Regions from separate parts of the Mus musculus genome. Here all the other regions are linked to region 1. The links are chromatin loops, found by intact Hi-C in ENCODE. Cell type or tissue: left cerebral cortex. All regions are shown on one strand.

The links. A loop is a pair of places that touch in the nucleus more often than their neighbours do. Peaks named below come from ENCODE experiments on the same cell type or tissue, not always from the same donor. Only the 100,000 strongest peaks of a DNase experiment are listed, where the experiment ranks them.
Region 2: it touches region 1 in a loop (5-fold over the local background); 25 of 42 quality-filtered maps call a loop at or near these places.
Region 3: it touches region 1 in a loop (4-fold over the local background); 25 of 42 quality-filtered maps call a loop at or near these places.

What each region holds. Positions count from the first base shown.
Region 1 is chr15:75,880,869-75,888,868 of GRCm38, reverse strand. Mroh6 (maestro heat-like repeat family member 6) reads left to right here and starts at 97. Exons shown (of 14, transcript NM_001282443.2): 1 at 97-442; 2 at 683-835; 3 at 993-1,147; 4 at 1,751-1,868; 5 at 2,052-2,236; 6 at 2,324-2,461; 7 at 2,592-2,706; 8 at 2,791-2,934; 9 at 3,015-3,188; 10 at 3,415-3,582; 11 at 3,805-3,924; 12 at 4,113-4,215; 13 at 4,299-4,364; 14 at 4,500-6,509. The coding sequence starts at 146. The coding sequence ends at 4,732. In left cerebral cortex, CTCF peaks have their summits at 934, 4,565 (motif pointing right) and 5,886; DNase peaks (open chromatin) are centred at 928, 1,081, 1,887 and 4,598; H3K4me3 peaks cover 1,004 bases; H3K27ac peaks cover 236 bases.
Region 2 is chr15:75,710,446-75,718,445 of GRCm38, reverse strand. It overlaps Rhpn1 (rhophilin, Rho GTPase binding protein 1), which reads right to left. Exons shown (of 15, transcript NM_001163465.1): 6 at 7,867-7,991; 7 at 7,614-7,780; 8 at 7,265-7,458; 9 at 6,736-6,892; 10 at 6,548-6,655; 11 at 5,995-6,189; 12 at 5,368-5,444; 13 at 5,081-5,227; 14 at 4,835-4,996; 15 at 4,027-4,394. The coding sequence ends at 4,221. Among named protein-coding and RNA genes, the nearest start is that of Rhpn1, 10 kb to the right of the region's middle. In left cerebral cortex, CTCF peaks have their summits at 3,392 (motif pointing left) and 6,178 (motif pointing left); a DNase peak (open chromatin) is centred at 3,362.
Region 3 is chr15:75,723,223-75,731,222 of GRCm38, reverse strand. No RefSeq gene overlaps it. Among named protein-coding and RNA genes, the nearest start is that of Mafa, 21 kb to the left of the region's middle. In left cerebral cortex, a CTCF peak has its summit at 3,454 (motif pointing left); a DNase peak (open chromatin) is centred at 3,454.

The sequences.
Region 1 (8,000 bases):
AGACTCGCATGTACCTACGTCTATGCCCACGCCACCACGCCTGTCTGTAGGCCCGCCTGTGGGCCCGCCCGGGGCCTGATTCTAGGTCAGGTCTGGACACAACTTCACTGGAAGAGTGGTGGCAGGTGCCGCTGGTAGGAACACTATGGCTGGGGGTGTGTGGGGTCGGGGCCGGGACGGCCGGGACGGCCCTGTGGGCTCCCTAACTCTGACAGCTCTAGCGGAAGGAATCCGGGCTAGCCAGGGGCAGCCTGTGGGACCCTCTTCTACAGGCCCTCAGTCTGATCCCCAGGAGCTTGGGCCCGAGCCTGAGCCCTATATTCAAACACTCACCCCTGCCTTTGAGGCCCAGCCTGGGAATGAAGTGGTTGCCCCCACAGCTGGTAGTGAGATCTATTCCCCACACAATGCCCAGGAGCCAGCCCCCGAGAGACCGTACCAGGTGAGTAAGAGGGCAGATGCTGGATGATGCAAAGTTTGGCTGTTCACTTGGGCACTAGAAAGACAAGAAGTACGGGGGGGGGGGGGGCATTGAGGAGTCCTGAGGGTAAACGGATGGAAAAGATCATACGGGAGGAAGGTTTGTCGCCATCTGAGGGATGGGAAGACTGGAGGACTAGGGAGGATAGTTGAGATCGGCTTGGGGACTTCAGAAACTCCACGTTTCATTCTTCCATCATAGGCTTCCCAGTATTCCTGGGAGGAAGGAACCCTTGCAGACCTTGCGTTGTATACAGCTGCCTGTCTGGAGGAGGCTGGCTATGCCGGGACCCAGGCAACAGCGCTCACTCTGTCCTCAGCCCTGGAAGCCCGGGGGCAGCGGCTGGAGGACCAGGTTAGCATCCCCATCCAGAGAATCCTGCAAGCCTCCCTTCAACCTCGACCACACTCCCCCTAAAGGCTGCTCTGAGTGTAGGGAGGTGCGGTGCTGGCAAGAGTTTCCTTTTGAGGTCCTGGGGCTCTAACTACTGACGTTTGTTCCTTTTACCCAGGTCCACGGTCTGGTGCGTGGGCTGCTGGCACAGGTCCCTAGCCTGGCAGAGGGGAGACCCCGGAGGGCAGCCCTACGGGTGCTGAGCGCACTGGCTCTGGAGCATGCGCAGGACGTGGTGTGTGCGCTGCTACCCAGTTCGCTACCCCCGGACCGGTAACCCTCCCCGCCCAGCCGCGCTGCGCTGCCCCACGCGGCTTCCTTCCCCCTTCCCGCTTGATAGCTTGGTCATAGGATCTGGTTCCTGCAGCACCGGGCAGTAAGGGAATAGGGCCCCGGAAATCCCTTCCCCTAGACTTTTGCTGGTGTTACACCACCATACCTGGGTTTAGTTTAACTCTGACACTCTCCTCTCTCTCTCTCTCTTCTCCTTTCCCTCCATCCCCTGCTTTTTACCTGAAGATGTGGGCGGCATAAGTAAGCACGGTGGCTTGATCACCTAGAAGCCTCTGGCTCTTCGGGTCATTTACCCCAATATTTATTTTTGGTTAATTCTTTACAATAATTTTAAAAATTAAAAAAAATAATGTTAGGTCTGTTTCCCAGTAGCTGACACAACGGGGCTCACAGTGTAGTCCAGAGGGCTGCTGATCTCTGGGGCTGGCTCTGTTGTCGTCTGCGTTTGTCTTCTCTGGGATATGGGATGGTGGAAGGGTAAAGGATGGTTTGCTTCTGGAGCCTTTTCCTAGAGGTCGCCGTGGTGGGCTTTCCTGAGGATTCTTTGCAACTCCTCTTCACTACATGGCCCCTCACCCCTAGGGCAGCCTCTGAGCTGTGGCGAAGCCTAAGCCGGAATCAGCGAGTAAACGGGCAGGTGTTGGTGCAACTGCTGTGGGCACTGAAGGGTGTGGCGGCTCCCGAGTCTGAGGCCCTGGCAGTAAGTGGCTTCAGCAAGAGCCATCAGGGGGCGTGGCCTACACATAGGGGCGTGGTCTGGCCACAAGCAGCCAAAGAGTAACCACTTACGGTAGGACTAGCTCCAGAGTTACACTTGTCTGGGATATCCTGTACACATCCAAAAATTGTCAGAATTCCAAGGGTGGGCTCACTTGATCTACAGGCCACTCGCGCTCTTGGAGAGATGTTGGCCGTCTCTGGCTGCGTGGGAGCCACTCGAGGCTTCTACCCTCACCTGCTGTTAGCACTGGTCACACAGCTGCATGAGCTGGCTCAAGGTGCTCATTCCCCCGACAGCCCTAAGGTTTGGGAGCCTTCCCACCGAGGGCCACCTCACAGCCACGCCAGGTGAGAGAAGGTACCCTGGGATACGTGAGTGGTGGGACAGGCCTCCCTTGCCCTCACTGCCCACTGCACAACTGTTCGCACCTCCAGCTGCACAGTGGAGGCCTTAAAGGCCCTGCTCACAGGGGATGGTGGCCGAATGGTGGTCACATGTATGGAGCAAGCAGGAGGCTGGAGGAGACTGGTAGGAGCCCACACACACCTGGAGGGTGTCCTGCTGCTGGCCAGGTGAGGAGGCAACCCAGGACAGTACAACAGGAGAAGGCTCCCTGCTAGCCAGGTGCGATGGTGGCATGGGGGAGGAGGTGGGGATGAGCCCTTCCAAGCGGAAGAAGAACTCCCCTTTCCCCTACTTCAGTGCCATGGTGGCACATGCTGATCACCATCTCCGAGGCCTTTTTGCGGACTTGCTCCCTCGGCTACGAAGTGCCAACAACCCGCAACGCCTCACCGCTATGGCCTTCTTTACTGGGGTGAGCCTGCTTCCCAGAACGGTAGTGAGTGGTGACTTCCTGCTCAGACACAGAGATATGCTGACTCCGTGCCCCTTTGCTTAGCTGTTACAGAGTCAGTCTACTGCACGTCTCTTACGTGAGGAAGTCATCCTGGAGCGCCTTCGAACTTGGCAGGGTGACCCAGAGCCCACCGTGCGCTGGCTAGGCCTACTTGCCCTTGGCAACCTTGCAATGAATCGTGGGAAGGTGCCGACCTGGAAGATGCCGGGAGAGGTGGACGCTAGGTAGAGTCTGGAAAGGTCCAGCCACAAGTCCTGTCTTTACAGATAAGGCATGTGAACATGTTGCTGCCAGTACTCCTAAGAGCACTGGGCGAAGGTGATGTGCGGCTCGTGGGCGCTGCACTTGGCGCACTGCGGAGACTACTGCTGCAGCCCGGAGCACCCGTGAGACTCCTCAGCTCCGAGCTTCGACCACGTCTCCCACCGCTACTGGACGATGTGAGCAAAATCCTGCCCTGTGGTCCCACTGCATCCCCGTTGGAATTGTCCACAGACACTCACTCCTACCCACGGGCTCTGCCTATGTTCCCCGCTCAGTTGCCTGTGGACCTGCCACCAGATTAAGGCCTAATTTGCAGCCCTGATCAGGCCTCGTCCCTCCTTACTCTGCACTGATCTTTCCCACTCTTGCTTCCTTGAGCTCTGACTATATTTTTCCACGAAGGCTCGCGACTCGGTCCGCGCTTCGGCAGTGGGACTCCTTGGAACACTGGTGCGGCGGGGCCAGCGGGGGCTCCGGCTGGGGCTTCGGGGACCCCTGCGGAAACTGGTGCTGCAGAGTCTGGTGCCCCTGTTGCTGCGCCTACATGACTCGAGTCAGGACGCTGCTGAGGTCAGTCTTCTGTCCCATATCTGACTCATCCAATACCTTTCCTACCCCGTGGCCTCTCTGAAGATTTCAGGCTAGCGACAAGAATCTCAAGGACCTTTAGGTCCAGGTCTTCGCTTGGGCACCTCACCCTGGGCTCTGCCAACCTTTTCTGGCCACCTTCCCTTTCTTTCCACCACTTGCCATCTCCTGGACACCCAACCCTGCTTGCTTTCTCCATTCCAGAGCTCTGAGTGGACACTAGCCCGCTGCGATCAGGCCCTTCGATGGGGCCTGCTGGAGGAGATGGTAACTGTGGCTCACTACGACAGCCCTGAGGCTCTCAGCCGCGTCTGCCACCGCCTGGTTAGTAGAGAAAGCACCAGGGTATAGTCAGCCGCTTGCTTGCCCAAGGAGTCTATAGTCCACTCTCCCTCAAAACAGAGTCTCTACCTGAGCTAAACATGACCACTGGTCCACACAGCCTTTGTTCATGTTACCTGCTCCATGAAGGACTGGTACTTCCATCCTGTCACAAGCATTTGTGTTCCTAGGTTCAGCGATATCCAAGCCATGTTCAATACTTCCTGAGTCAGACCCAGGGTTACCTGCGGAGCCCACAGGATACCTTGCGTAGGGCAGCCACTGTGCTAATAGGTGAGGCCAACTTACTCACTTAGGGCTCTGAGAGCTGGGCCAACCTTTTCTAGGGCTGGGCCAGACCTCTCAATTTTGTACAGGTTTCCTGGTCTATCATACGAGGCCCAAAGGAATCAGTCAGGACCTGTTGGACTCTCTGTTCCAGGGTGAGAACCAGATTTAACATGGGGTAGAGTGCTGGAGAGGTGGAGGGTTCTGGGGAGGAGTCGATAGGACAGAATGGGTGAGGGTGGACCCCGGGCTCCTTTTTCCCACGCAGCCTGAGTTGCCCCTTTGTGTAGACCTAGGACAGCTGCAGGGCGACCCGGAGTCTGCGGTTTCCTCGGCAGCGCACGTGTCTGCCCAGCAGGTGGCGCTGCTTGCCCGGGCGCAGGTCCAGACACGCAGCCCCAACCTCTTCCGCTTCATCCGCCGCCACCATTCATACCCTCCAAGGCCCCATCCACTCTATGACGATAGTCCGTTCCTACGCCGGAGCCTTGCAGGCCGATGGAGCTGTCTTGAACCTCATTGAGCCAGGCCCGGTATCCAGATTTGTGGGCGCTATCAACGCTGTCGCCAGCCCCCACTATAGCAGATCTGCAGAAGAGACCTTACTTGAAGGGTCGCTGTGGGCCTGGTGCTGGCCACTGGTGCCCCTCGCCCTGTAACTATTTTCTATGGGCCCACGACGTGAAAACTGCGTTGCGGATGGCACATTCTACCTCAAGTGCCTTTTATAGTCTTGGTCTATTTATTCTTTGCCAGGCCAGTCTGTCCACTTCTGGAGTGTGCCCTTCCTAGGACTAGTCAGCCAGAGTCCTATCTGTCATGGCCTTCCTAGTTACATCAGTAATCCAGCCCTCCTGGTTCATCCTACCTCTCTTCCCTACAGCTGTTCTAGCTTAATGTGCCCTTTATTCAAGAGGCATTGGCCTGTTCTCCTGTCTGTCCCTACTCCTTTGGATAACCAATCCATTTCCTATCCCCACTCTTGTCAGAGCCCACTCATCTAATGGTGTTTTCTAGAAGGTATCTCTAACATCCGTTCATGCTGGAGAGCCCAAGCCAGGATTGCACCCCTGGGTTGAAGTATGGAAGCAAGCACTCCACACCCACCAGACTGTGAATGGGTATGTCATTACCCAACGCCTTGTGGATGGCGTAGCTGGATAGACAGGAAGAGTCGGCCACAGGGGTGACCCCACCTCTCCAGGCACTGGCAGAGGCAGCTTCCTCCACACAGAATGGTTACCATGGCTTCAGGGAGGCCTGCTCACAAACACAGGGTATGCACCATGTAGTGATGAGTTGGGGGGGGGGGCTGTTTCCCCCACACTGGGGTCTCCTGGGGACAAGCATGGGGTCCTGTCTTACATTTGCTTCCCTAGCACCTACATGGAAGGTATTTAAAATCAGCATGACAACATGGCAGGGCTTGAACGTCTGGCTGAGAAACTGGTTGTGATGAGCTGGGCCTGGCACAAGGTCTAGCTTGGCTAGAGATGAGCAAACCAGTATGCAGCAAGACCAAAGTCAGGCTAGGGCGATGGATGGTTCAGTGATTCAGGGCACCTGTCTGTCTTGCAGAGGATGTCTTGCAGAGGACAGGATTCTACTCCATGTATCCACAAGGTGGCTAGCAACTCTCTATAACTCCAGTTCTAGGGAGCCTGAGGCCCTCTTTTGGCTTCCACAGGTAGTACATGCATGTGGTGCATAGACATTTAGGCAAAATACACATAAAATAAAAATACGGATAAAATAAAAATACTCCCTCCCTGCCTGTTAAGGACTAATATCAGCCTGAGGGCAGGACTCAAATTCCAGTAGCTTAGGGCAAACGCTCGTTAGGGCCTGAATGGGTTCACCTTACGGCAGAGAAACTGCCAAAAGGTGTGTACCACAACCGCCCAGGCCCGGATGCAGTCATAACCCTACCAGGACCAGAGGTGGTGGCACAGCTGAGACAGGATCATAAGTTCAAGCCAGCCTGGGCAATTTGGTGAGACCTTGTGTGGTAGTTTGAATAAGCTTGGCTCAGGGAGTGGCACAGTTAGGAGGTGTGGCCTTGTTGGGGTAGGTGTGGCCTTGTTGGAGGAAGTGTGTCACTGTGGGGGTGGGCTTTGAGACCCTACTCCTAGCTGCTTGAAAACAGTCTGCTCCTGGCTTTCTTTGGATGAAGATGTAGAACTCTCAGCTCCTCCAGCGCCATGCCTGCCTGGACACTGCCATGCTTCCTGCCTTGATGATAATGGACTGAACCTCAGAACCTGTAAGACAACCTCAATTAAATGTTGTCCTTTATAAGAGTTCCTGGTCATGGTGTCTCTTCATGGCAGTAAAACCCTCAGACAGAAGTTGGCACCAGGGACCATTGCTGTGATAGGCCCGACCACGGTTTTGTTTGGAGAAATAAGGATTTTGGTTTGGGAAATAGTGGAATGCTTAAAGCAGGGTTTAATGGACCATCCTCGGAGAAATATGGAAGATGTTGGTGCTGAGAATGATTTAACTGTGCAGACCTGGCCCGATAGATTTTAGTGGAGAAGAATGTTAGTATGTGGCTGAGAAATTGTTTTTGAGATATTTTGATAAAGAATGTGGCAGTTCTTGCCATTGTCTGAAGAGTCTGCCTGAGGCTGAGGTGAAGAGGTTTTAAATAATTGCATTGACGATGAAAGTCTCAAAACAGCCTGGTATAAAATCTGTTTCATGGTTACTAATGTTCACTCTTTTTTTGTTGTTTTTCTTTTTCTTTTTCCTCTTTCTTTTCTCTTTTGGTTTTTCGAGACAGGGTTTCTCTGTGTAGCCCTGGCTGTCCTGAACTCTGTAGACCAGACTGGCCTCGAACTCAGAAATCCGCCTGCCTCTGCCTCCCGAGTGCTGGGATTAAAGGTGTGTGCCCCCCCCTGCCCAGCCCAGGATTCAGTTCTATTTCACTTCCTGCTGCATCTTTATTACTTGAACGATACATTTTGTATTTTTCCTTTCTCAGCTTGCTCCTTTTCATTAAGACACTCTTCATAACAGCAAACCCGGGTCGTGTTAGGTGCTATTACCTGGATTGTTTTCACTTGGACTTTTAATCTGGAATTACCTGGATTGTTTTCATTTGGACTTTTAATCTGGAATTACCTGGATTGTTTTCACTTGGACTTTTAATCTGGAATTACCTGGATTGTTTTCACTTGGACTTTTAATCTGGAATTACCTGGATTGTTTTCACTTGGACTTTTAATCTGGAATTACCTGGATTGTTTTCATTTGGACTTTTAATCTGGAATGAGCTACAATCCAGAACAGAGGGCGCAGCTGTGATCCAGATCTTGAGACCAGAAGACGCAGGGATTTTGATCTGGAACTTGAGGCACAGTGGCCATGAAAAGTGTAGTATTGATAATTTAATAAATCCTGGTGCAGGGTTGCTACCTGCCTCAATGGTTTATGTTCCCAAATGAAAGGCACACACATAGCCTTTACATTTTAATATGCCTCAAGCAGCACAATAGCTGGACGACTGCCTAACCTTCATGTTGTTAGAATCTACTCTGCCAATAATTCCGAGTTACTACTTAATAACTTCTGTGTTTCACCATGGCTGCTTTAGACCCAACTGAGCAGCCCTCCGGGCCACGTTTTCTTGGTCCCTTTACTTGGCAGCTCTGCCTCTCTGTCCTGCACGTCTCTGGCATGACTTCCCTCCTCCCTGCCTCCTCTTTGAGATCCCAAGCTCAGGAAAATCTAAAACCCCTCCTCTTTCTCTTCTCCCCAGCTATTGGCTGCTGGCATCTACAGTAAGA
Region 2 (8,000 bases), 170 kb after region 1:
AAGGTGTTGATGCCAGGGATAGTGGGTAAGGTCAGGCAGACAGGAGCCAGGGAGGAAGACCAATGCTTCATGGTTTGCTCTACATGGCCTGCTCAGCTTGCTTTCTTATACTTCCCAGGACTACCTGCTCAGGGATGGCACCACCCACAGCGAGCTGGGCCCTCCCACACCAATCATCAACGAAGAAAGTGCCCCACAGACTTGCCCACAGGCCCATCTGACTACCCTCTGAAGGTCCCTTTCCCCCAGGGTGACTCTAACCTGTGTTAGATTGACAGAAATGAATTAGCACTGTGGCAGAGGCAGGGGACTTCAGTGATGGCGGCACGGAAGTGATTTTGACATAAGCCGTGGTTGAATGGGACGATGGAGGTTGGGCGGTAGAGCAGAGACCCGTGTTGGTGGGGATGGAGATGGGGTGAAAAGCTGTTGGGGAAAGAGAAGAGTGGGGAGGAGGAGAGAGAAGAGAGGGGGAGAGAAGAGAGGGAGAGGGGAATGTGAGGGTTGTGAAGTTGGGGATACAGAAGCGGAGAGTGAAGGGGGTGTGTGCCTTGCAGAACAGTTCTGGGGCCTCGGGGCAGGTGTGTGGGGAGATCACTTCCACAGCCTGCAGGGGAGAATGGGACTCGGGCCTCATGAGTGGATAGGGCCAGGGTTGGGGCCTCTTTGGTCCTGTCCTACCTGACACATGAGAGCAGCATGCTGAGGACAATGGTTGCAGGTGAGGGGCTGGGTTGTGGCCACAGCCCACTCATCTCCTCAGAGCTGAAGGAAGAGCCACAGGACATACATAGCTGGGACTGGAGTCTCAGTGGCCTATACGGGTACAGTGCATCTTTTCTTGAGTCAGAGCAGAGCCCTTGCTGGGCCTGTCTAGTGTCCTCTGCTCTTGGAACAGGGCCAAGAACATTTCTACTCCCGAGGGAGCCAGGGTCCTGGGCCCCCATTGTCTAGAGAGTTTTGTTGCCCTGCCCACCAGAGTTGTGGGTTCTGTGCTCTTGGTAAAGAGCCGTGGCAGGCCACGGTGTGATGGCTGTTCTCTGGCAGTGGCTTTCCGAAAGCCGATAGGCTTTCTAGCCAGGCTAGTGTGATCTGGACTGATCTAGCTCCTCCAAGGCCAGCCGCAGGTCTTCACCCTCTTTCTTATTTTGGGAAACGGAGGCACAGGCAACTAAACCGCTGTAACTCTGTGCCTTGTTCTGGCTTGGCCATCTTTTTTCTCCCCCGCCTGGGCTATAGTTCTGAGTAGCTCACTCCTGCATCTGTCCTATATCAGTTGCCTCTCCCCACTTGAGCCAGTACCCAGCCAGAACCCCCCCACCCCCTACTGTGGGCTCCTGACTTAGGTGCCCCATCAGGCAGGACACATGTCTGGCTTGCATCTTCACCCCTCTTCCTTGGACAGCCCAACCGTGTAGTGTTAAATTTACTAAGGGATGACAGGAGTTCAGGGACCCACCTCCCCGGCCTGGGAGCTTTGGTGCACGGCTTTCTCCCATGTCTGCAGCTGAACTCACAAATCCCTGGCCAGTGGGAACAATGAACAAAATAAAATATTGATGGGCATGGGGGGTGCGAGTGGTAGGCGGAGGCTCTGGGCTGGGCCTCAGACCCAAAGCACACATGTGAAAGGAGGGGCCTAGAAGACGGTAGCCCTGAGGCCCCTGAGGTTGAGGCAGGTAGCAGGGTCCTTCCACCTGGCCATCTCTATTTGACTATCCATCACCAGCCCCCCACTCCACGTGCACCCCGCCCTCACTCCATCTCCACCCCCACTCTCTCTTCTGCGCCTCCCTCTCCCACATTAATCTCCGGGCCTCTCACTGCTGATTCAAGCAAAACAGAGTTTGCCTTTTCCCCTCTCGGCAGATTTTGTTGGCAAAGCAGAAAGGAATCACAGCATACGCACGTCTCAGCCTCCTGCCCAGGGAGCCACTCTGAAAATGAAGCACCCCTCCGTGGTGTGAGCTGACTTGGGTTGTATGTGTGGCCAGTGCGCACAGGCACCTCACTTCTACGAGCCTTGTGATCTCCCTGATGGTTCTGGACCCTGGCTCCTCATTGGCTGTGAGGAGACAGGCCGGTCCCTGTTCTTCCCTCTTGGGCAGCACATGTGTGACATATGTCACTTGTCCTCTGCAGGTACTCGGAGCCCTCACTAGCCAGTTGGCCCTATCCTTGTTCATGACCCCAGGGTTCACCTGTGATCCACAAGCCAGAGGCTGCAGTTTTGAGCAGGGGTGTGGCCAAGCAAAAGCAGCCCAAGGTGGGGACATCGACTCTAAAGGCTGAGAAGATGCCAGCTAGGTCAGAAGGTTTGGGGAACTGTGTGGGGTGGGATGGTAGGAAGAGATAAGCCAGGGTAAATGGGCCAGAACCAGGATTGCTCACATTCTCGGTGGGGTACCCATCAGCTGGTCCATTAGGGTAGCAGTGTGTGTGAAGATCAGGGCCAATACCCTCCAGCATGCCAGTGTGCGTTACATACACCCATTTTCTCGTCTAAAAAGTTCACACAGAGGGCTAGGTAGGGCTTCCCTGGTCACTCAGTCCTAGCCCAGATGGAATTCTAGACTCTACCTGGTCTTGGGAGCTTTCTCACCTTGACAGCTGGGCCTGAGTCAAGGACCTCTGTCCTCCTTCTGGGAGGAGTCTCCACAGCACAGGAAGGGCCTTAAGAGAGGTCCCTGAAATGGGGAAACTTTTGAGCCAGGTACTTGAGAGTTAAGGCAGAGAGCTCAGTTAGCAAGGGCCCAGGAGTGAAGGCGAAGGCGGCATGGAAAGATTAGTGGAGAGGGTACAGACAGGCCCTGGTAGCCTAGCCACTCACTGTGCAGGCGAGGGGCAGCTCCAGGCGTCATCTCAACAGATCACCCAAGATGTGCTTGTGTGTGTGTCCCACGCTTACTGTCCTCCACAAGGTCTGCCCCCCTGTCATTCCTGATTATCATGTAATGGCTTCCTTGACACACAGTTTTATTAATAAAATTTGCAAGTGTTGCGGAGCCTGAGCGGCCTTGTCCATTCTGCTGAGCTGGAGATTGTCCCGGGAGGGCAGGTGAGTGGATCCCCTGGGTGGGTGCCTCTCCTATTTCAGAAGAAAGCTGCGTCTTCAGGACTCACTCCACTCACCGGCTGGCCCTGGACGCGGATGTCTGGCCAGGGTGATGGGCGGCAGAGCCCTGGACTGTGTAGGCAGACCTGGAGCATGGACTTGGGTGCTCTCCCCTGGGAGCCCCTGGGCAGAGGCTTGAAAGGGCGTGGGTGGGTTGCTGACTATGGCCGCTTGCTTCTCTTTCCTGGGCCGTCCTCAGGTTCTCAGAATCCTGGGGGTTGGAAGAGCTGCAGCCTCCTCGGGCTGCATGAATGGGTGACAGCCGCCCCCTGGTGGTTGCAGAGAGCAAGTTCTCCATCTAATTTGTTTTGTTTTCTTTCTAGTTCGGGGACTGAGCCCAGGGTTTCTTGCATTCTCTACCACGGAGATACATACAGCCTTTCTGTTTCCATGCGGAACCTTCCAGGGCCTTTGAGGGAGAGCATCTTCATGGCTTCAGCCATGCATAGCTCAGGACTGCGTTTCATATGGTGTCCCCACCCTGTCCCTCTGAGTCCGGGTCCTGAGCCCATCCTTCTGGGGAACCTGTCAGGACCTGCGTGGGAGCAGGTAGAATGGGCAACAGGATGGTCTGGAAGCTGGGGAAGCATGAGGGGACTGGAGATAAAAATGTCTTTGCTGAGATCTTACACACGGAAGAGCTGACTAACCAGCAAGGGAGGCTGGTGACCAGAAGGGCTACTAGGAACCAGGCAGAATCAGGGTGGAGCCGTCAGGGTACATGCCCAGAGCAACTGGATGTGAGGATAGAGCCAGGCATCCGCAGAGTAGATGAGGCATGGCAGGGGCCAAGGGGCCTGCTGCTGGAGGACAGCCCCAGCTCTGCTGCCCTCTGCAGAGGGAAACTACATCTGGACTACACTGAGACATCTCTCTGGTGGGGTAAAGTGACCGAAGCTTCAGTACCCGACTCAGACTCACCTCATCTGACCAGCATTTTTAATAGACATCTCTAAGCAAGGTGGGGGCAGCCTGATAGTCCCCAAGAGTAGAGGACAGACCCCGCTAGGCACATCTGGCTAGTTGGAGCTGATTCCAGGGTGATGTACATAGGAGTATGGCCCCCACAGCCATCCTGAGCACACAGGGATACGGGGTGTCCAGCTCAGGGGCAGGTGACACAGTTCCTGTTGGTGCAGGGGTCAGGGTGGCTTCCAGTCTTGCCTTGTTTATTCTTGCGGCTCCAGCCAAGGATGGGCCAGGGGCGGGTACGTGTGGGCATCGGTGTCTCAAAACCACACTCTCTCTGGTTCCACAGCAGTGCTGCCCGTCGGGGTCCCTGCAGCCAGGACAGAGATGGATGTTGTCAGCCATCACTGCCTGCCCTATCTGTGGCCACCCTGAGAAAATATTAGAGCCTTCTAGGAGCCATAGGTGTGTTAGGGGCATGTTAGGGGCATTTGAAGTGGCCATGCGAGGCTCCTTGTTTGTTGCTTGCCACCCAAACCCGGGGTGGCCATGCTGGACAGATGTGACCTCTGGGATAGCCTGGTCTACTCTGGGGACAAAAACCCCACCAAGGTGGTCTGGGCGCTTCATCTGGAGTAGGACAGTAGCCACGCTATGGAGGCACCATCAGAGGTGACCACTGCCCAGAAAGCCACTCCTACTAAAGGCTACCTAGCTACTTTCCCTTTGAGGACCCGGGGGTGGGGTTGGGGACAACCAGGGCTGGGTAGGACTGAGGGTTGGGGAGCTTTTCCTAGGCCAAGCGCTTACTGTGCCACGTGGCTCAGGGCTGGGCAGCAATGACACGACCTGCAGGCTCACGCCTTCCTCGCCCATGCTCCTCAGCTGTGTCACCACCTCCAGGTGCTTCCACCACTTGCACGGCTGCCCGTTCACGGACACGATGTAGTCGCCCTCCTTCAGGCCAGCGGACTGCGGAGAATGTGGATCGGTGAGGTGGTGGCAGTATCTAGCGGTCCTCTAGGATTCCAGCACCCCGGGCTAGAGGGCCTTTACCTCAGCCTGACCCCCAGGGACGACAGCAGCGATGAGGACTGGAGAGTCTCCGCGCAGCGTGAACCCGAAGCTTCCCTCTCCTCGAGTCATGTGCACCGGCCCTACCAACTGCCATCGGTTCTTGGTTGAAAACACAGACAAGGGTCCCTGGGAGGAGACAAGTGGTGGAGGGCTGGCTGGGTGGCAGTCACAGAGCCACTGACCCCCATCTTAGCCCACACACCCTGGAGCAGGAACAGGGGTGGGGCCGAAGGGAGGAGGACAGGTTGGGGAACTGGCCTGCTCACCAGCCGATGGAAGAAGTCAGTCACCTTCACCTGCGACAGGCTAGGCATCCTCACCTCTGGGGTCTGGTGAGTCTTGGCTGACCAGGTAGGAGGGAAAGGAGGATTGGAGCTGAACCCCAGGCCCTTGGCCCTCCCAGAACCAGCGTTCCACCGGTGGGATTTGGCTCAGCTCAGAGGAGTGTGTGGCCCGAGGGGGCACATGGGACCGTCCTGGGTCCTCAAAGCCTAGCTGTCCCTACTCACAGCTGGGGCTACACTATTTCCCTGAATATACGTAGAGGTTCCCAGGAATGTACTTGGAAGCCCCAGCTGGCACTGTGCCTCTGTCCCCTCTTGCAAGGCAAGAGTCAAGTGGGGAAGGAAGTGGCAGGGGATGCTGGGCTGATATCCTCACAGTCTCCACTTCTCAACACAGCCTGCCTCCCACCCACCCAAAGAGGGCTTTGCTCACTGTGTGAGGCTGACCTTCAACTCTGTCCTCCTGATTCAGGGTCCCTAGTGCTAGGCTGGGATCTATAGACACGTGCTACCACACCCGGCTTGCTGACTGCCTCTCAGCTGTAGCTGCGGGGGCTCAGCTTGGCCCTCTGACTGGCAGACTCATCCCGAAGGGCCCTAGATGCTCACGTTGGATGTCTGGGGCCTCCGTAGCCTCGAAGAAGTCATCCTCGCGCTCGAGCTGTGAGTACTTGGCCAGGGAGCGCCGCAGTGCCTGAGTCACCACAACCTGCAGCAGGTCCACCTTGCGCAGGACTCTGCACAAGGTGTGAAGCCGCAGCGCCTCCTCCTGGCCCAGGATGGCACGCTTCAGGTGGGCCTTGGCTGTGCACAGGCATGGCACTGTCACACGCACGCACGCACGCACGCACGCACGCACGCACGCACGCACGCACGCACCATGCATCATGCATACAAGCTGGCCCCTTCCAGGCGGGGTTCCAGACCCTCTGTCTCAGGATGCATTAGGAAGTGGAATGAGCCACAGGGTTGGATGGTGTTGACCAGATTGGGAAAGTCCTGCCAGGCCCAACAGATCAGCAAGGGAAGAAAGAGCTGTCCCCAGCTGCCCAGTTTAACAACCCTCGTCTCAGCAGTTCCCACCAACCCAGGGATGTCAGCTGCTGAGTGGCTGTCGGGGCCACACCGTGGTTAGCCCAGGGCCCTGCCTGGGATGTCTCACCAAGCTTCCTGCGGTCTTCTGGGTGCTGCGGCAGTGTGGGGCCCAGGGGCTCATGGGGAGTGGAGGGCTGGAAGACGTGCTCCTGCCTTGCGAGTTCACCCTTGGCTGCTGCTAGGGGTCAGAGAGTCCATGAGCCTGAGTAGGGAGCCTCTGTGGGTCCACACAGGCATGAGGAGGGACACACTCACGGTGGCTTTCGCAGAGGGCCATGGCTGCATGATAGTGGGCCAGGGCGCAGAAGTGCTCAGCCTTGACGTGCGCCAGGTTAGTCCAGGAGGCAGGCAGGTAGTCTCGGACAGGTGGCTGGGCCATGGCCCGGTGCACAAGCCCATATTCAGTTGCCACCTGCCAGCAGGCATGAAGGTACAAATGGAAACTCTGTCTTTCCCTCAGCCCATTGGAGCTCAAGAGACAAGGCCACTGCCTCTGCACCCTGGGCTTAATCTCCATCTACTCTGCCCCAAGTTCCAGCAGCCTCTCCCTAGACTCCAAGCTGAGCCAGACCTGGGCATCTGGGGGCTCTGTTCCTATTCTCAGGACCTCAAGAAAAGCTGGGACAGCAACTGGCTTTAGCGAATGACACAGAGCACTAGATGCAGGTGCCCATCCTTCCCTGACCTGGCTCCATCCCAACTCTGTCCCTGTCCTCCTGAGCTCTGCTCTCACTCTTTGAGTGGCCACCAAGTCGGGCTTCTGGGCAGGGCTCCTTGCCCTCACCTGGGCAGCTTCCTGGGCCAGCTGCAGTTGATCTGGACAGATGTCAGGTGTGGCAGAGGCTGGCAGTAAAAGGCCCTTGAAGATGCATTCCTGTGCCTGGGCAATCATGAGCTGCTCCAGCATGGAGAGAGAGGCAGCACTCATGTCTGGGCTTGGCGCGTGGGAGAAGTTCTCCCTCAGGAGTCTGAAGGCCCCTGAGGATGGATACAGTGCTCATGCGGGCAGGGATTCCCCATGCCCACCAGGACGACCTTCAGAACGTCACACAGGGAGACCATGTCCACCAACACTACTTCCTGCCACAGAGCTGGGCGCCACACCCTTCTTATTTATGGTCTACAGCTCTCACCAGCAGCCCTCTGGAAAGCCTCAGCAGCGTGGTTGGTGCCCTCGGTGCAGGAGCAATCCTGCCGTGCTCCAATCTGCGTGTGGAGTGCCCCAATGTTAAACAGTACACTGCCCTTCTCGAAGGCCAGAGCCCGCTGCTGTGCCGGGACCCCCGTGAGCGAGTCGTACCTGCGGCATGGTGTCAGGATGGGTACAGTTCCCATAACGACCTGGCCTCCCTTCCCTGGGCCTCCGCCTCTGTTGCTAGCCCCTACCAGTGGAAGAGCAGCCCGGGGCTCCTGGAGGGACTGAAGAAACGTGCGTCCAGGAAACAGAGCTGGCTATAGTAGGCTGCGAGCAGATCCAGGCCCGCCTCGTCCCTGCTGGGAGTCCTCGTGGCCTAGAAGGG
Region 3 (8,000 bases), 160 kb after region 1:
GCTCTATATAACCCAGGCAGAAGCTTCCTGAAGACTGGGTTTGGCCCAACAGTGAATCCTTATGCAGGGGAGCCCTGAGGAATATCAGATGGGACAGCTGGACCATTTCAGACACTCCCCCACACACACACACATACTCTAGGGCCGAAGGAGGCTAGGCTATGATTGTTGGAGCTAGCTGAACAATTGTCTGCAGTCCTTGAAGTTCCAAGGAGGAAGGACAATGGGCTTCATGGCTAGACCCCAGGAAAGAGAGTAAGGGACCTCAGATCCAGTTTTGTGGCCAGCAGAGCTTGAGTAGAGACCCTGAAGCCTCTGTCTTCTGCCCATCCCCCTCCACACAGAGGGCAGGGGCTGCTGGGCAAAAGTCTACGAAGACAGCACTCTCCCATAGCATAAAGGGCTCACTGTGAAACTCTGGCCCAAGCAGTCAGGAGGCATCTCCACTAGAAGGACAGAGGCAGTGGGCTGGGGGCTGGGTAGGGCTCCTCCCAGAGGCATCCATCTTACCAAGCCTTGCCAGGGGAGCTAGTGGCATCAATGTCAGTGAGCTGGGCGATACTGTGGGGACAGGTCCTCGTGTCACTGTAAGCCCTTGTGCCGGGAGGACAAAGTCATTGGATCAGTTTGCAGAAGAACCTGGAAGCTTAGGCATGGCTCTACTGCAGGGCAGGCATCAGGCTGCCCTGGGCTGCCACAGGGCTTCTCACACAGTCCTGCCTATAAGGAGCCCAGACAGAGTAAAGAGCCCAGCGGGGAACCATGGGGCAGGAGCACCACAGCAGGAGGCAGAGCCAGGCAGGGCAATGTCCTGGGCTGGCTTTGGGATTATATGATTTTTTTTTTTTTTTTTGAGATGCAGTCTCTTTATGTAGCCATGGCTCTCACACAACTTGCCATATAGACAAGGCTAGCCTTTAACGCACAGAAATCTGCCACCTCCTGAGTCCTGAGATTCAAAGTGCCATTACTCCTGGTCCTACTATACATGGCCCCGTGTGCTTTATTAAATAGAAACACTAACGCTGCCTGGCTCTCAGTGTATTTCCTCACAGTGAGGAAATGAGCCAGACAGTTTATCCATCAACCCCCAGGGCATGTTGTAGAGGGGAACACGGCACCTGCTGTGGAATTAGGCCAGGCAGAGGCCAGAGCTGGGATGAGCAGACCCCTAGCTGGGTGGCCATCGCCCATGTTACCCCCTCTGGTTACTTCTTATCTGTACCCCCACTATGTCTTCTTCACTGATACCCCACAGGACTTCCAGGGGCCTTAGGAGACACCCCAAACCAGCCTAACCTCCTTGGTAAGCCAAAGGCTACTGGGTTGGGTTCCAGGCCACTCTGCCAAACTATGAGCGAAACACATAATCAATATTAAGGGTGAACTTAACTCCAGAGGCTGTCCTTGGGTCTCTCAAAGGCTTCCCCTCTGCTGCCCGGAACACTATTACCATCCACCTCAGGTTTCTCTGCTGGGTTCTCCATAGGATGTGTGCTAAAGAAGGGCCCAGTAGTTGTGGCCTGGGCTGGGTGTGGTTGAAGACAGCTTGAGGCCGGGACTCTGCAGAGGGATGTTTTTTAGGGAGAGGTAGGAGTTTCCTTCAGTGAGACCAAAGGTCTTTAGTTGTCGCCCAAAGCACCTAAGATTGGACAGGACCAAGCAGACTATGCTAAAGACAGAGAAGAAGGCCCCTCCCTACTCCCATAAATGGACCCAAGCTTTGCTGCCTGATAGAAAGAGACCCAGACAACCATAAAACCTCACACTGCTGAGAGCAGAGAAGAAACCGGAAGGTTCCAGCAGGGTAGAGTAGGGGCGGATACAAAGGGGTCAGAAAGGTAAAGTGTCTCATCAGGCATGCAACCCTTTTCATCCACCCCCACCCCCACGTATACCAGACTCAGGATTGCAGAATAGGGACCTCTGAGGTGTTCTGAGTCTCACAAAGCACATGTTGGAGGTCAGGGTACCGAGAAATGAGAGAGAACCAAGGAAGAGGCCGTCGCAAGCTCAGAGAGCTGAGTGAAGTAGCCACAGGAGAGTCGCTACACCATCCAGGTGATAGGCACACAGGAGAGAAAGCTCAGACAGGACATGATGACACAGTTGTGTGGGGTCAGTCCACATATAAGCAGGACCCAAGGCTGGAAGTGTTCAAGAGGAAGAGAGGGGAGGGGAGGATACAGGCATAAAGAGTGGGAGGGAGGGGATGAGAGAGAGACAGATAGAAATGAAGGAAGGGGGAGGGGGTTCAACTATGACTTGCTGGATGGTATGTAGACACCCAGTGTGACCAACTGGTCTGGTAACTAGAGCCAGAGGTGACTAGGAGCCCACAGGGGTAAGGGGATGGAGGCTTGTGTTCTGCAGTGGCGCGTACCCCATCCTGTACCCCCAGGGGGTACAGAGCCCATCAGGAAGCAACACACTGTTCTCTTGCAGCTCAGAGCCTCTACGGAAGGACAGGTGGCTTCCCACCAAGGGAGGTGCAGGCCTCAGGGATGGTGGTGCACCGTGGCTTTTGCCAGCCTGTTAAACAAGAACAAAAACCAAAACCACATTCCCCATCAAAGCCACACAGTGTTTCCAGCAGCTTTTTCTGTGGTGAAGCAGCCAAGGTGCTCTTCAGCAAGTGATGCATGAATGAACCACAGTCCGTTCAAACAACAGAAAATGACCCAGTACTGACAGACTCCTTACGCAAAAGACAAGAGCAGCAGATTAACTTTGCTGGCAGGAAAGGTTGGAGATAGCAGTGCTGCCTGGTCCCCGTCCCGCAGAGTCACAGACAGGGGCCAAGTCTAAGGTAGGTGGGTGTGGCTTTGGGATTGTGACCAGTCACCACAGGACTGAAAGCTAGAACCATTCTATCACTGCAATGCAAGCTGCGGCTGACAGGGCGTGCACACACAAACAACCCCCTCCAAGGGGACGTGGAAATCCTCAATCATTTGTCTACAATCTAAGACAGCTCAAGGAAATAACGCGATTAATTATGTGTATAAGAAGAAACTGCGAAGAGGCATTTGGGTCTGGCATGGCTCCCGCCTCTGTTGAAGGGAACACAGACGTGGGGATCTTCCTGTCCCCGGGGTCACAGGTAGAGAGGCAGGGCTTAAATAAGACCTTGAAGGGGCTGGGGGTGGAGCTGTGTTCGTGCCCGCCCCCTCCCGTCTGTCCCGATTTGCATCCCCCTCCCCTCTGCTCTCCTCCTCCCTTCCCCTTTCTCCTTCTTAAGTCTCCCCTCCCCTCTCTATTGCCAGGGCCAGTTCCCTGATGAGCTGATCAATGCTCATCACCATTCGTGGAGATTCTAACTCAAGTGTGGCATCTCAATCAACATTGCTGCCGTCCCAAGCTATCGACGAGAGGCTTGTGAACAAATGAGCCCTTTGACTAGCCCCTGGCCTCCATAGAGCTGTTACCTATCTGGGCTCTGTGCGCCTCCTAGTGGTTGTGTGGTGAAACACAGCCTAGAAAGCTTTGGGCAGAGTGAGGGAGTAGGCAACCAACCTGTAGGAGGCACAGCACAAGTCCACCCTGTGTGACCTCTGGTCTCTGACCATCTCCAGTCACACCCTACACAAGACACCTTCATAAGACCCCAGAATGGGGCAGTGCTGCATACTTTAATCACAATTCTTGGGGGCCAAGGCATGTGGTTCTTTGTGAGTTCAAGGCCAGCCTGGTCTCTAGCTAGTTTTAGGCCATTCAGAGATAAAAGGTGACAAACAAACAAACAAACAAACAAACAAGAAGCACCGCAAACAAAAGACACCAGAACATACCATTCCCAACCTGCGCAGAACACTCTCCCTGCCCCCATTCTCTAACTAGTATGTGCTAGAGTCCCACAGTCCCCCTGGCTGGCTCTGTGCTTGTCTCCCATGTGTTCCAGACTACCCTGCTGCCCACAGTGCCTGCCTCAGGACTTTCACATGTCCAGGTCCCTAGGCAGACACTTCATCATATCTGTAATCTCCTCTGCATCTGACCAAACCACTCCACCTAGCACGCACCCCAGCCTTGCAGCCCACACCCCAGCCTTGCAGCCGCACCCCAGCCTTGCAGCCCGCACCCCAGCCTTGCAGCCCGCACCCCAGCCTTGCAGCCCGCACCCCAGCCTTGCAGCCCGCACCCCAGCCTTGCAGCCCTCACCCCAGCCTTGCAGCCCGCACCCCAGCCTTGCAGCCTGCACCTCAGCTTTGCAGCCTGCACCCTAGCCTTGGGCTGTTCCAGAAGTCGGGGAGTCTTTTGCTGGCTGATAGTTATCTTCAAAACTTGGTACATAGTATGTCCACTGTTGACTGAATAAATGAAATAACCGGGTGAGAGGAGGGGCAGGAGAGCCTGGTGGTCACAGACCTGAGCTTGGAGTCGCCTGCAGAATGCTGACACCAGCTCTGGTCCTCCTGTCCTCATCAGAGCGTAGCTTCTCACCCGAGGAATGTCTGGAGCCATCTGTTGAGGCCATAGGTCAGGGTTGAGTCCTCCTGGGGGGCGCTGTGGAGGCAGCATGGTGGGATTTTGGCAGAGAGCAGAAAGGATTTCAGCCCTGCCTCGCTACCCCTTCTCTAATATGGCAGAACTCTGTGGCTCGTATGCAGGGGCAGAGATCAGAGGCCTCGTTCACCCTCCTCAACTCCTCATCCTCCTGGAAGAAAGGCTGGCACAGCTAAAAGATGAGGAGAATCCTTGGCTCCCTCAGATGCCTCTGGGCTCTGGGCATCAGTACTGCAGGGGCTGGGGCCCCTGGAACCTCTTCTGACACACTGCTTATCCACTCTGACTTCTGAACTAGCCTGTCATTGGGTGACTGCCTCCTCCATCCTATTAGTAGCCTGGACTAGGCATGGCAGGCACCTTGTGTGTGCATGGTCAACTGACTCTCTGACCCAACTTCTCTGTCTTGTGCTCTGCCTGGGTCAGTGACACCTGAGCTTTGAGGGTTCCACAGTGGGTCTGTGTATGCAGGGCTGATCCTGCTGCCAGCTCCACTCACTCCTTCCCCAGTTCGCAGCAGAGACTAGTAGGCCCAAGGTCAGTGGACTTCATATTGACAACGTCTCTCCACCCTAGGCTGTCGGAGGGAGGGAGGAGGCTGTTTGGCTCGATACGGCCCATCTTGTGAGACAATAAATTTGGCCATTGACCCAGCAAGCAGACGTCGATAAATGAACGGTTAATATAAACATTGTCCTTCCCAAATTAATCCAGGCTGTGGGGGGGGGCCTGGGAAAGTGGGAAACTGAAATATGGAAGGAGGTCGGAGGACAGGAGCATCGCTGGGAGTCTCTCAGCCTTCACACACCCCTGTGGGGAGGCAAATGCGCCTTTCTCCCTCAGTGAGTGTGCTCTGAGGCAGGCGTGTGCTCTCCTAAGGCAGAAACACAAAGGGAAATGGCAGAACCACCCCAGCCTAGGTGAATCTCCCTACTTCCTTCTTCCCCCCCATGTTACTTGAGATATGTTTAGCTGACAAAGGGTTCACTGCTATATAAATACATGTCTTGGAGTGTCTATGTTTTCTGAAGATCCTAGTGTGGAGAGTAGACCTATCCAACCTGTGCTGGTCACCCCCCTTTCTGAAGTAGGACTCAGATTCATGAAGAATCCTAGCATGCTCAGTGCCCTCAGGTAACTATGGCCCCTGTGTTTTCCATGGAGAAACCTTGTGGTGATTTGAATGAGAATGGCCTCCATAAGGCTCCTATAGTTGAACACTTGGTCCGCAGTTGGTGGGACTGTTTGGGAAGGATTAGGAGGTGTGGCCTTGTTGGAGGAGGTGTGTCACTGGGGACAGGTTTTGAGGTTTCAAAAGACTCATACCATTCCCATCATCTCTTTCTCTGCCTGCAACTTATGGATCAAGGTGCGACCCTCAGCTGCTCATGCCGCCAGGGCAGCTAACCCTCGGCAACCATATGCCTCAGATGAAGTGCTTGCTTGTTTGCGGCAGGATTTCTTTGTGTAGCCTTAGCTGATCTGGAACTCACTCTGTAGACCAGAACTCTGGCTCTGAACTCACAGAGATTTGCCTGCCTCTGCCTTCCCAGGGCTGGGATTAAAGGCGTGTGCCACCACCGCCCAGCACATTAACTGTCTTTCTTATGTTGCCTTGGATGTGGTGTTTTATCACAGCAACAGGAAAGTAACTAAAGGTGCTGCTTATTTGGAGTGGCACAGGCCGTAGCCCAGAGCACTGCTCTGCTCTCTGCAGTGTGGCCTGCTGTTTTCTCTTCCGGCACCGGCAACCAGCTGTACTCAGCTTTCCTCCCGTGTCCTGTGTCTAAGCCTTAGGAAAACGGAGGCCCAGAGCTCCCTGGATGGGCTGTGAGGTCCAGTGGGAGGCCCACTCATTAAAAAGGCCACTGGTGACACAGGCAGTTGCCCATAGGTTATGGTCTCCCTCCAGGTCAGGTTGGTGGTACGTGCTGTAAGCCTGCAAGCTACTGTCCCTGCTTCAGAATAAAGAACCAACTCCCTCCAGGCCCTGACTTCCCCAGTGGGAAAGCTGCCTCAGAAGCTCCCAGCACAGAGCAAGGTGGAGAACCCATGATGGATGGGCACTGGGGAGGAGGGGGGCTTGCTGGGGGGTGAAGGGAGGCTGGCCTGCCCTGACTGGGCAGATGGGAAGTAGCTGTCAGCACCTAATGGGCCTGTGACAAATGGGGTGGGATTCAGTGGACGCTACCTCTCCATGCCTGCCCCAGAAAGGCTCCAAGGATGGGAGATTCCCAGCCCCAAACTCAGGAATCATTACGTGAATCTCAGGAAGCCCAGGAGAGGTCTGGGTCCATTTCTGTGGTTCTTGGGGGGGCGTTTCCTGGATCCCCTGCATGGACAGAGACAATCGGGTGGGGGCTGGGGCCTGAGGTGGGCTTCCAGTGGCTCACGCCCTACTGACTGGCCAAAGCAAGTGCTGAGCTCAGCGCTGGCTGACCCAGGGCTTTAGGGACCATTAAAAACATTCTGGGCTGCCGGCCGCCAGAGACATCAATCTATGCTGGACACAGCGCTTCTGCTCTCTCTCTCTCTCTCTCTCTCTCTCTCTCTCACCTCCCCCGAGCTTCCTCCGGAGCCTTACCTCTGGTCTCCAGCTTCACTTTGGCCTGTCTTAGCTCCTATCCTCCTAGATGAGGGCTCCTCTGCCCTGCTGTTTGTGAGACACTTATCCCCAGAGTCTCAGGGATACACGCTGTTGAGAACTACCCTGGGGAATATTCTGGGGGTCCCACTGTCAGGAGGCCCTAGAGGAGATGTAGGAGAAGGGGCTGTCCAGCTAGGGAGATGCCATCCGTGCGTCAGAGGACCAGCATGGGAAACTGGGAAGCTGGAGGCAACAGTGGATATGGCCTTAGCAGCACCATGCTGAGCGTCACAGACCTTTGCTGAAAATGGCTGAGAGGGAACTTTGGAGTATTTTCTAATAGGCTGTGGAGGTCCAGTTCCAGCCTGTCTGGGCAGGATCTGGGGTAGTTGTCTGACTATATTTCCTGAGCTTGGGTGGGGCTTGGCTGCCCAACCGAGGGCCCTGGAAGTTGGAGAGGTGATGATGGAGGTTGCTGGGCCCAGGCAGCAAGTGTGAGCCCTGGGCCCCATTCACTGCTAAAAGGAGGAATAACAGAGGAATAAGAAGCCAGGGACTGTCCGAGAGACTTCTGCGAATGCTCTGTGTAGTTCAATGGAGGGGAACCATCCCAGGCCTGACTTAGGAGTCTTGTGGGCAGAGCAGGGCTAGGGAGACAGGGGGACATGCCATTGTTGCTCAGAGAGCCACTTACAAGGGAATAAGCAGGCTGGGCATAGGGGGACAGTCCACCTGTGGGAAGGGCACTTCATGGTGGCACTGTGGGATGTAGCCCCTGCTTCCCTTGCATGTACCCAGTCTGTAAGAGAGCCCGAAAACACCACCAGGTGGGAGGGAACAGGCCAGGCCAGCAGGATCACTGGGACACTGCTGTCACCAACCTTCATGGTGCCCTAGGATCCCTGGA